Regions from separate parts of the Homo sapiens genome. Here regions 2 and 3 are each linked to region 1. Evidence: read pairs that join two places in POLR2A ChIA-PET (ENCODE). Cell type or tissue: Panc1. All regions are shown on one strand.

Region 1 (4,000 bases):
CTGCCCTTGAGCGATGATCCCTTCTCCTCCACTGTGATGTAAACCAGGCAGCAGCCATGGTACATGAGATACTTACACTGATTCATTTAACAACAAAGGCCTCCAAAGGCATGGAAAAACTGAATCATCATTCTTTGAGAAACTATGTTGGCAACGTTGGAAAGATAAAAATATATATATATATTTACTTGGTAATAGAATAAAATTTTCAATTAACAACAACAACAAAATAGTATCATGGATTGGCACATGCAGAAGCCCAAACAATAGTAATAATGTTTATGTCTGCAAATATTTTATAGTTTATTCTGGCCAATCATATAGCTCATCTCATTTGACACTTAGGAGTGAAGGGATTATCTGCCCATTTCATATATTAAAAAAACATTGTGGTTGGATAACTTGAGATCATATAGCTGGAAAGGAGAGCATTAAGGTGTATAATTTATACCTTTTCAACTTAATTCTAGAATTCTGACACTGCCTTCCCTAAAAGGAGAAGCAAATTATAAGTAAAAATCTATATTAATGATTCTTAACATTACTGGATCATTACTTTTAGAATCTAGTATAAGCTCTAGATTTCTCCCCAGAAAGATGATCACATCTACACAATTTTATGTGCTTCATAGATCCCTAAGCTTCAGGAAAAATATGGACCCTAGGGAAGAATCATTGCTCTGGATAGAGTCTGCAGAAGAAAATAAGATACCGTGGCTCAGATTTTAGCAAATAGTTTGACTTAGTTACCTGAATCAATTCTTGTCCCTTGATGTCAACACGTCAATCTGTCACATCTATTCACCTTATTAGCATGACTCTCTGTTTTCTTTTTACAATTACTGATCAGCATGACTTTAAAGGTCATTTTAAATTACTGACACTTATTTGAGATATGAATGTTAATGATTATATGGTAAGACATTTTAATAAAGTCAATTTATAAGCAATTTAACTATGGCTATTGTGTCTAAAACATTTCTTGCGCCTCCTTTATGTCACATATTGCAGACACTCAATATTTGTTAAGCAAAATAATAGTTTCTTTAAAATGAGACAACAGAATATTTCTATTGCAATGAAAGCATCACACATGGGCTCAAATAACAATATCGATAAGCCATCACCAACATTTATTTTTGTACAAAGCCACTCTCCTGCCTAAGTTGAAACTTCTCCACTGATCTCAAAGATCTCCAAGATCTAATGACAAGCTAATTCACACTGGTGATGAAAACTATCTTTTTAGAAAATCAGCAAAAATAAAACTGAATTAGAAGTTGGTATTGAGATATAACTAAATCTAAGAGAAAATTAGATCAAATTGCTTTTGATTTCCATTCATACTGTTTCACAAAATGCTTATCTACTGTGCCTAACACACTGCAAGTCAAGACCTGTCGCGAGCCGAGATTGCGCCACTGCACTCCAGCCTGGGGCACAGAGCAAGACTAGGTTTAAAAAAAAAAAAAAAAAAAAAACTGTCACAAACAAGGAAACCTGATTGGCTGCAAGCTTCCTGGAGACTATGAGTGAGTAACATGATGAGATAAACAGAACTTTTGGCACTAGAAGTGCTGTGGCCTCTCAGCCTCCTGAGCATACAGTCTTCCTCCAAACACCAGATACACCCCTGCATTATCTCAATCACCCCAGGTGTCCTCCTAGATAAAAACCTAGATATTCAACAAGAAGAACTAACTGCAGAATGAAAAAAAAAAAAAAAAAAAAAAAAGTGAAACCCAAACAGGAGTAGAAAAAAGTCACATAAAATAAAAGCTGATGACTTTTTAGTTCCCTTTCTGCCTAAAGCTCCAGGGATGAAATAAGGATAGAAGCTGGCATTATAGCTAAAAGAAAGTTGGTCCCCTAGGATGCATTAATCACTGAAGCCAGAGGTGGAAATGACTGCAGAGGCCATTTATTTCATCCCCAAGACAAGCCAGAAATATACCTTATAGTTTCCTTCCTAAAGGACATACAATATTTATCATACACTGAATGAAACCATATGCCACAATAATTCACATTTATGGACAAGGCAGAGGTTAAAAGTTTTAAAGAATAAACTGCAGTTAGTATGCTTCATGAAATCCTACTCTTTAACTCTATGTTTAAGAATTGAGGACTGTGGCCAGGTGCGGTGGTTCACGCTTGTAATCCCAGCACTTTGGGAAGCCAAGGCGGGCGGATCACCTGAGGTCGCGAGTTCAAGACCAGCCTGACCAACATGGAGAAACCCTGTCTCTACTAAAAATACAAAATTAGCCGGGCGAGGTGGCATATGCCTGTAATCCCAGCTACTTGGGAGGTTGAGGCAGGAGAATTGCTTGAACCCAGGAGGCAGAGGTTGCGGTGAGCCGAGATCACACCATTGCACTCTAGCCTGGACAACAAAAGCGAAACTCCATCTCAAAAAAAAAAATAAAAAAGAATTGAGCACTGTAAGGAAGGACAATTTTATGGAGCATATGATTGTTGAGTCCTCCACTAATAGTAACAGAATCCCCCAAACGCAACTACCAGCCATAGTTAAATGGCAACTCATGTTTAAATGAAAGCACATATTCAATTTTAATAAGTCTGTACCTTGGTATAATGCTTTGCTTCTCAGTTTGCAAAATTTAATGCATCTAATTCTGATATGATAACTTCATGAAATATAGCATGTGTTATCTTCACAGATGAGAAAACAGGCCCCAAAGATACAAAATTACTAGCTAAGAGTCTTATATATTGTTAATTGCAAAACCGTTGAACCTTTTATTTAAAAACATGTGTTAAGCCCATAGCATGGAGTAACCACTACACAGGGAACCAGGGATATAAAGATAGGGAAAACAAAGTCTTTGCCTTCCAGGCATTCAACATCTACCAAGGAGCATAAAAGAAATGCCCACAAACTCTTAAGTAATATGGACTATGATAAATCCCTCCAAAGGTTTCCAGAACGCATGAGGACTCACAGGAAGGAGGAATCAGTATGAGATTATTCGGGTTGATTTTCTACTGATCATGAGGTCAGTAAGGGGAGAAAATGAGATTTATTGATTCTTGTTTCCCCAGTGAGCCTAGAACACTCTGTAGGTGTTCAGAGTATTGATGGAAAGGAATGAATAATGAATGCATTAAGCTTTCTGTTCCCTGTATTTACTTTCTATGATATTCATTCCTAAAATGATTCACTTTACACTCTAAGAATAAGGAACAGAACAAAAACTCACAGGAATATGGAGAAGTGAGAGCAGTGACTATAGTTGCATTAGATATTTCTTAAATAGATATTTAGCCTTTTAATCTTTTTATATGTAATAATTCAAGATGCGTATCTTCAAGTCCTCAGTAATTGGCATCACACACACACAAAAAACCCGTCTTACACTTTTATCAAATGATATCCAGGCGACCATCAGTTACAGAACAACTGCACATTTGGCTGCATAGATTCCAGGGGAGATTTGAAAAACCTGGGATGAAGATATTTGTAAAGCACCACCAGATATTTAAACAGTTTTTATTGGGTCTATAAACCATTGTGGTACTCATTCGGTCCATAAACCTGGTGTGCACACAGGATTACCTGAGGCTTGTAAGGGAGAATGCCAACTAATGGTTACTGAATCCACCACCTGCAGAATAACTTTGGAAAAGCAGCTTGTTCCATCAGAGTCAAGACACGAGAACACCATCTTTTCATAAAGACATGGAATCTGATCTGACTGGTCATCTAAGGGCACCAGATATACGACTAAAAATGTTCATATTCATCACCTAAGGAAGGTAATGCTTTTATGTTTGCTATCACAAACATAGACAGTAGTGTTTTTCCAGGAATGGTGATAATATTGCCTTAAGTCATTTACATCTTCTGATTTCTTGGTTTCACACAAAGTATCCCTGACTTAAGACAAACTGCATCATTGCCTGTGGAAAGTTATTGGAATAGCAGATACATTGGATACATTTCTGTTATGAACTCTATGCAAAAAATGAGCTGATT
Region 2 (4,000 bases), 63 kb after region 1:
AATCTATAAACTGCTTTATTCATAGAAAAAAGATGGTATTAACAATATATATCTTGATCTTTTTTAGCATTATGGAAAATAAGGAAAATTGTGAAGAAAGTTGAATGTTAACCACTGGTTTACACCATTTCAGAGCGGAGTCTGCAGAACTGTGTGGCAGGTACAATACCTTTATCTAAGAGGAAGAGGTACTGAGGCTAATTGTAGAATTGAGTGATGAAAACTAAAATATTTCTTCAGAACCCTGACACTGCTATAAAATACCACTTCTGGCTGGACATGGTGGCTCATGCCTGTAATCCCAGCACTCTGGGAGGCCGAGGTGGGTGGATAACCTGAGGTCAGGAGTTCGAGACCAGCCGGCCCAACATGGTGAAATTCCATCTCTACTAAAAATATAAAAATTAGCCAGGTGCAGTGGTGGGCACTTGTAATCCCAGCTACTTGGGAGGCTGAGGCAGGAGAATTGCTCGAACTGGGGAGGCAGAGGTTGCAGTGAGCCAAGATCACGCCATTGCACTCCAGCCTGGGCGACAAAGAGCAAAACTCCGTCCCCCGCCCCCCCCGCCGCCCCCCCCCCCAAAAAAAACACTTCTATGATTGCATAAGGCTTGCCAAGGTCATTTTTCTCTGCAATGTATTCAATATTTTATATTACCTAAGCTTATTATCTTAATGTCTAAATGTCACAATTTTTGGTATTGAGGATAAGATACTAGGATTTATTAAAATGAGGAGTGAACAACTGCTGAGAGTTTCATAGTTTAGTAGCATTTAATAAATTTTTTTATCAGTGGAAATATTCTGCCAAATATTAAAATATATTGAAGCTGGCAGAGACTTCCAAGATTACATATTACAATCACCTCATTTTGTAAAAGAAGACTCTGAGGCCAAGAAAAGGTTAACTATTATAAAGCCCTACAGAGTTAGTAACATAATTAAAACTAGAGCCACACTTTCTATATTCCTCACTCTAATACAGTTTCCAAAATGTTCCACCCAATTTCATGCTATTATTCTCAAACTGACATATGAAGTTGGTATCATCATGAAAGGTCTGTCTTTACAAAACTATGATCAAGTGCAGAAAATGGTGTTTTTGAAGTATGTAAATACAGGCATACCGCTTCTGATTGTGCTTCATTTTATTGCACTTTCCAGATATTGTTTTTCACAAATTGAAGGTTTGTGGCGACCTTGCATCAGGCCACTTCTTTCAGTGCCACTTTTCCAACAGCATGTGCTCACCCCATGTCTCAACGTTACATTTTGGTAATTCTCACAATATTTTAAACTTTTTCATAGCTACCATTACTGTTACGATGATCTGTGATAACTGATCTTTGATGTTACTATTGCAGCTGGTTCGGGCCCCACAAACCATGCCCATATAAGATGGCAAACTTAATAGAAAAATGTTGTGTGTGTTCTGATGGCTTCATCAACTCACCATTCACCTGTCTCTCTCCCTGTCCTCAGGCCTCCCTGTCCCCTGAGACACAACAACACTGAAATTAGGCCAATTAATAATCCCACAATGGCTCTAAGTGTTCAAGTTAAGAGTCACATATCTCTCACTTTAAATCAAAAACTAAACATGATTAAGTTTACTGAGGAAGGCAGGTCAAAAGCCAAAATAGAATAAAAGCTAGGTTTCTTGCATCAGTTCACCAAATCATGAACGCAAAAAAAAAAAAAAAAAAAAAAAAAAGCGATTGAAGGAAATTAAAAGTGCTACTACAGTGAACACATGGATAAGAAAGTGAAACAGCCTTACTGCTGATATGGAGAAAGCTTTAGTGGTCTGGATAGAAAATCGAATCAGCCACAACATTCCTTAAGACCAAAGCATAATTCAGGGCAAGAGTCAAACTCTCCTCAATTCTGTGAAGGCTGAGAGAGCTGAGGAAGCTATAGAAAAACAGTCTGAAGCAAGCAGAAGTTGGTTCATGAGGTCTAAAAAAAGAAGCCGTCTTCATAAACATGAAAGTGCAAGATGACGCAGCAAGCGTTAATGTGGAAGCTGCAACAAGTTATCCGGAAGATCTAGCTAAAGTAATTAATAAAGGTGGCTGCACTAAACAACAAATTTTCATTGTAGATAAAGCATCTTCTTGGAAGATGTCACATAGGACTTTCTTAGCTAGAGAAAATGTTAATGCCGGATGTTAAAGCTTCAAAGGACAGACTGGCTCTATTGTTAGAGCTAATCCAGCTGGTGACTTTAACTTGAAGCCAATGTTCATTTACCATCCCCCAAATCCTAGGGCCCTTAAGAATTATGATAAATCTACTATGCCTTTGCTCTATAAATAGAATAACAAAGACTGGATGACATCATATCTGTTTACAGTATGGTTTACTGAGTATTTTAAGCCCACTGTTATCTGCTCAGAATAAAAGATTCATTTCAAAATATTACTGCTAATTGACAATGCTTCTAGTCACCCAAGAGCTCTGATGGAGGCGAACAAAGAGATTAACGTCGTTTTCCTGCTTACTAACATAACATCCATTCAGCAGCCTGTAATAGAGGAGTAACTTTGATTTTCAAGTCTTATTATTTAAGAAATATACCTTGTAAGGTTATGACTGCCATAGATAGTAATTCCTCTGGTGGATCTGGGCAAAGTAAACTGAAAACTTTCTGGAAAGGATTTACCATTCTAGATGTCATTAATAGCATTCGTGATTCATAAGGAGAAGGTCAAAATTTCAACATTAACAGAAGTTTGGAAGAAGTTGATTCCAACTCTCATGGATGATTTCGAGGAATTCAAGATTTCAGTGGAGAAAGTAACTGAAGTGTGGTAGAAATAGCAAGAGAACTAAAATAAAAAGTGGAGCCTGAGATGTTAGTTAATTACTGAAATCTTATAATAAAACTCGAACAGATAAAAAGTTGCTTCTTAAGGATGAGCAAAAAAAGTGGTTTCTTGATGTGGAAACTACTCCTGGTGAAGATGCAGTGAACACTGTTGAAATGACAACAAAAGATTGAGAATATTACATAAGCTTAGTTGATAAAGCAGTGGCAGGGTTTGAGAGAATTGACCACTTTGGAAAGAAGTTTACTGTGAGTAAAATGCTATCAAACAGCACAGTATGCTACAGAGAAAGTGTTCAAAAAAGGAAGAGTTAATTAATGGGGCAAACTTTCTTGTTTTTTTGTTTTCGTTTTTGTTTTAAATGCCAGTCACTCCAATTTACAGTAACCACCAACCTGATCAGTCAGCAGCCACCAACACTGAGGAAAGACTGTCCACCAGCAAAAAGACTGTATCTTGCTGAAGGCTCAGATACTTTTTAGCAATAAAGTATTTTTTAAAATTAAGGTATGTACATTGTTTTTTAGACATAATGTTATTGCATACTTAACAGACTAAATTATAATGTAAACACAAATTTTATATGCACTGGGAAACCAAAAAATAAAAATTGTGAGGCTTGCTTTATTGCAATGGTCTGGAACCAAACCTGCAATATTTCTGAGGTATGCTAGTTTTCTAAATAACTGTGTAAAATCATATGGACAAACCTATGTCCTAGGAGAACTGACAATTCAAATTCAACAAGCATGAGTTTCCATCACGTGCAAGACTCAAATAGTACTATCAGCCATATGTAAATGTTTAGGTCAAAGATTCACACACAATAATCTGGAATTTAGGAGGTATTGATCATAAGACTATCAGACTTAATCTGGGACAATGGGTTACAGGAAAAGAAATCATTACTTAGAAACTTTTTTTCCCTATTCCAAACTCTGTGTAAATTGGTTTTCCATAAATAACACATTAGGTAAACCTTTGTTAACTATCTTATTGGGAAAGTGGACCAGGATGATCAAATCTGTATTTATTTATGAAGAGTTAAATCACAGTGTTCTAGAGGAGCTCATCTACAGACATATAAACAAGTGAAAGGGCAGGCTGGTGGCAAGGCTGAAAGAGCACTGGGACTTTTCCATACTTCTAAAGCAGAGGTAGGAAAGAAT
Region 3 (4,000 bases), 150 kb after region 1:
ACCAAAGATGCTGCTCTTGTGTTGCTCTATAACCTGCATTTTAATTTTTTAGTTTGTGAAGTGGGAGAAATATTAACTTATTTTTCACAGCTGACCTAAAAACTTTTTAATTAAATATAAAACATCCTAAAAATTGAATTTGATTATACATGCCTAAACAACAAACTTGCACAACTTAATTTTTTAAAAAAATCCTAATCTGCAAAACTTAATCATTCTGGAACTGTTCTGAAGCCACAAGCCCTGAATTTTACTTATTTTTGTTTGTTTGTTTATATTTTTTAATATAGAGTCTTGCCCTGTCACCCAGGCTGGAGTGCAGTGGTGCAATCACAACTCACTACAGCCCTGAGTTCCTAGGCCCAAGCATTCCTCCCACCTCAGCTTCCTGAGTAGCTGGGTCTATAGGTACATGACACGCCATCTAGCTAATTAAAAAAAACAAAAATTATAGAGGTAGAGTCTCTCTGTGTTGCCCAGGTTGGTCTCAAACTCCTGGGCTCAAGCAATCCTCCTATCTCAGCCTCTCAAAGTGCTGGGGTTACAGGCATGAGCCACGGTGCCCAGCCCCTGAATTTTTGTAAATTGTGTGTTTGCCATCCCATCTCAAGCTCAGGGAGAATATAATATTCCTTCTACATGTTTAAAAACAGGTAATATATTAACCTAAGAAAACCTTGCTTTGGGATTAGAAATGCAGAACCCTTTGCATACATTGCTGCTGTATATCTAAGCTTTTGGCCACTGGTTCTATATAATCTTCTGTTTAATGATCTATTGTCCTACTTTGATTTGAAGATGATGTTTTGAAGGAAAAAAAAATCCCATGATTTGTTTCATAGAATTGAGATTTGAGTCCTGGCTTTGTTATTGCCTAGCTGGGTGACCGTTGGGCAGGCTTCTTTGTTGTTTATACCTCAACTATTTCATCTGGGCCTGTAAAAGTATTCCCTTCGGACACTCTTGATTCATAATTACTTTCTCAAGATCATCACTGGCATTCAACTTGGTCCTGTGCTACATCAGTGCAACCTCCTCAGGCCCACATTTTTATCCTGGTAACATCTCTCTGTTTTTCTTAACTGCTTTTTCCTCTACCCCCTCATGCACACACAAGCTGTTTGGTTGGATAATTGAAACTAAAAATTGTACATTCTTGAAAATCCTAAGATATTTCTAAATGGAACCTAAGTTTTTTCCTCTCTCTGTACCCTACAAATATTATTGCATCTGCTAAATAGCTTTCTGGAGCCCAACTTCAAATCAAGCATCTTGGAAATAGCAGAAATATTTAAATTGCCTCTGAATTAGTTGTGAAAATAATAAGACATAAGATATTGGTATTTATAAAGGCTTCATTGATACTGCCAGTTCCTATAGAGTTCCCCGAATATATTGGCTGTTGCTCCAGTATAAAGCAATGAATAGTAATAATTTACAATGAGATGAATTGACTATTAAATTTATTAAATTCAGCAGGAATTTCTCCCTCTGGATTTAAGACCCACTACCATGCAGCTCAAACTCTGTCATTAGTTCCATCTTCCATTGAACCCCAAGGCCCTGTCAGATAATATGGATTATGTGCTTCATTTGAATATGCCTTTGCATTCACATTTCATGTCTGTACTCATGTTGACTCTTTGATTTGGCAGAATAATAGCCTGGTTATTAATAAGAGTCTACATTTGCACAGGCATCTCCATGGTTTTTCCAATAACTGATTCCCATTTTGCAAAAGAAAACAGTGAAAACTGAGGAAAGAAATGCCATATTGCTAGAAAGCTACAGATCTGAGATTAGAAACTAGGTTTCAAAGCTTCACCATGGCCATATTGCCTCTCCTGGTATGATTGAAATGCAAAGAAAGATACTTTTAATAAATGCAGCCATATATTGTGTTGTTTAATGAATTATATATGAACAAATATACACATATTCTGACCCAATATGTCAATAGTGCTGAGGCTGAGAATTATTGGTCTACACTGAGGGTACAGCAAACTTTTGAACTGGCATTCTAAGCACTGGTCTTTGAAACTGCTAGCAGTACTATGTAATATGCTGATGGAAGAAAGGGCTGACTCCTCCACAAAGTGCTTTTGCTCCAAATTTTAGTAGAATTGTGACAAATTTGCTGGTGAGATTTGAGGCTGAATTTTTTAGAATGAATTATATAGATTCTCAACTTTAGCCTAGAACAGCAGTCTCAAAGAGATCCAGGCACCCTTAGAGGATCCTGAAACACTTTTAGGGAGTATTACAAATTAAAACATTTTTGCGATAATATTAGAATGCTGTTTCACTTTTATTTTTTTATGAGATTAGAACAGTTTTCCAGAGTCAACATAATTTGCAATATTGCAGCAAATTAAATTCAGAAGCCAGTATGAGCATCCAGCTGCTTTCTTTTAAGCCAGACATAAAAGAGATTTGCGAAAATGTATAACAACATCACTCTTCTCACAATTTTTTATTTTATAAAAAGATAATTACTTTTCGGCCAGGCACGGTGGCTCATGCCTGTAATCCCAGCATTCTGGGAGGCCAAGGCAGGTGCATCACATGAGGTCAGGAGTTACAAATCAGCTTGACCGACATGGTGAAACCCTGTCTTTACTAAAAATACAAAAAATTAGCCGGTCGCGGTATGCCCCTGTAATTCCAGTCACTCAGGAGGCTGAGGCAGGAGAATCGCTTGAATCCGGGAGGCAGAGTTTGCAGTGAGCTGAAATCGCACCACCACACTCCAGCCTGGGCAACAGAATGAGACTTGATCTCAAAAAAAAAAAAAGTTATTGTTTATAATTATGTGATTTATGTTAACATATAATGGGTTTATTAAATAAAATAAATAAATAATTTGGAAAGTCCCCAGTTTTCATTTCTAATATAGGAAATAGCAATAGATGTAACCTACATAAACAGAAGCACTTTGGAATCCTCAATATTTTCAAGAGTATAAGGAGGTCAAGAGACCAAAAAGTTTGAGAATAGTTATTATAGTGCAGAGCTTCTTAAACTTTAGTATGTGTATTAAATTTCTGCATATGTATAATATGTTAAACCGCATGCTGATTCTCTAGGTGCGATGGTTCATTTTATGTCAACTTGACTAGCACACTGGGGTGCCCAGATATTTGATCAAACATTATTTTGGGTGTGTCCATGAGGGTGCTTTTGGATGAGATTAACATTTGAATAATTGAACTGAATAAAAAATAAAGCGGGTTGCCCTCTAACATGAATGGGGCACATTCAATCAGTTGAAGACCTCAATAGAAGTAAAGGCTGAACCTTTCATGAGTAGCAGTGAATTTCCTCCTGCCTAACTGTCTTGAGCTGGCATATCAATTGATGTATTCCTTCGAACTAAAACTGAAGCATCTTGGGTCTTGAGCCTATAGCCCTTCACACTGAAACTATACCATTGGCTCTCTTGGGTCTCCGGCCTGCTGACAGCATATTTTGGGAATTGTCAGACTCCATAATTTTGTGAGCCAATTCTTTGGAGAACCCCGATCAATCCAGTACTTCTGGGGTGGTACCTGAGATTCTGCATTCTGTCTACCTTCCAGATGATCTTGGTCCATGGACCACACTTCTAGGAGCAGAGGTCAGAGCACCAACGTAACCTGGGAGTTTATTACAAACACAGAACCTCAGACCCTGAGTTCAGACCCAGTGAATCAGAATCTTCATTTTTAACAAGATTCTTAGCTGGCCCATTTGCACACAATAATTTAAGAAGCACTGTTCCAGCGTGGTAGTAATCAGTCCTGAGTATGGAGTAGAATCGCCTGAATAGCATTAAAAAACAAACAAACAAATGATGTCTAGACTCCACTCCAATTAAATCAGAATCTCAGAGAATAGAGCCTGGATGGGTTTTAAAAACTGCACAGATGACATTAATGTGCAGTCATGAATGAAAACTATTGGTCAAAAATAAAGACTGAAGGCCAACAATGACCGTCTTTGAGGCTCTTAATGAAAGAAA

What was found. ChIA-PET counts read pairs that join two places held together with the same protein. Peaks named below come from ENCODE experiments on the same cell type or tissue, not always from the same donor. Only the 100,000 strongest peaks of a DNase experiment are listed, where the experiment ranks them.
Region 2: POLR2A ChIA-PET joins it to region 1 with 10 read pairs; 11 of 35 experiments call an interaction of 5 or more read pairs at or near these places.
Region 3: POLR2A ChIA-PET joins it to region 1 with 15 read pairs; 4 of 35 experiments call an interaction of 5 or more read pairs at or near these places.

The regions. Positions count from the first base shown.
Region 1 is chr3:190,036,776-190,040,775 of GRCh38, forward strand. All of the region lies in intron 1 of P3H2 (prolyl 3-hydroxylase 2), which reads right to left. Among named protein-coding and RNA genes, the nearest start is that of P3H2, 82 kb to the right of the region's middle. In Panc1, no CTCF peak of the experiment used is centred here; no DNase peak of the experiment used is centred here; H3K27ac peaks cover 2,010 bases.
Region 2 is chr3:190,099,681-190,103,680 of GRCh38, forward strand. The region is part of intron 1 of P3H2 (prolyl 3-hydroxylase 2); the gene reads right to left. Among named protein-coding and RNA genes, the nearest start is that of P3H2, 19 kb to the right of the region's middle. In Panc1, no CTCF peak of the experiment used is centred here; a DNase peak (open chromatin) is centred at 2,101; H3K4me3 peaks cover 1,436 bases; H3K27ac peaks cover 3,572 bases.
Region 3 is chr3:190,187,408-190,191,407 of GRCh38, forward strand. No RefSeq gene overlaps it. Among named protein-coding and RNA genes, the nearest start is that of P3H2-AS1, 68 kb to the left of the region's middle. In Panc1, no CTCF peak of the experiment used is centred here; no DNase peak of the experiment used is centred here.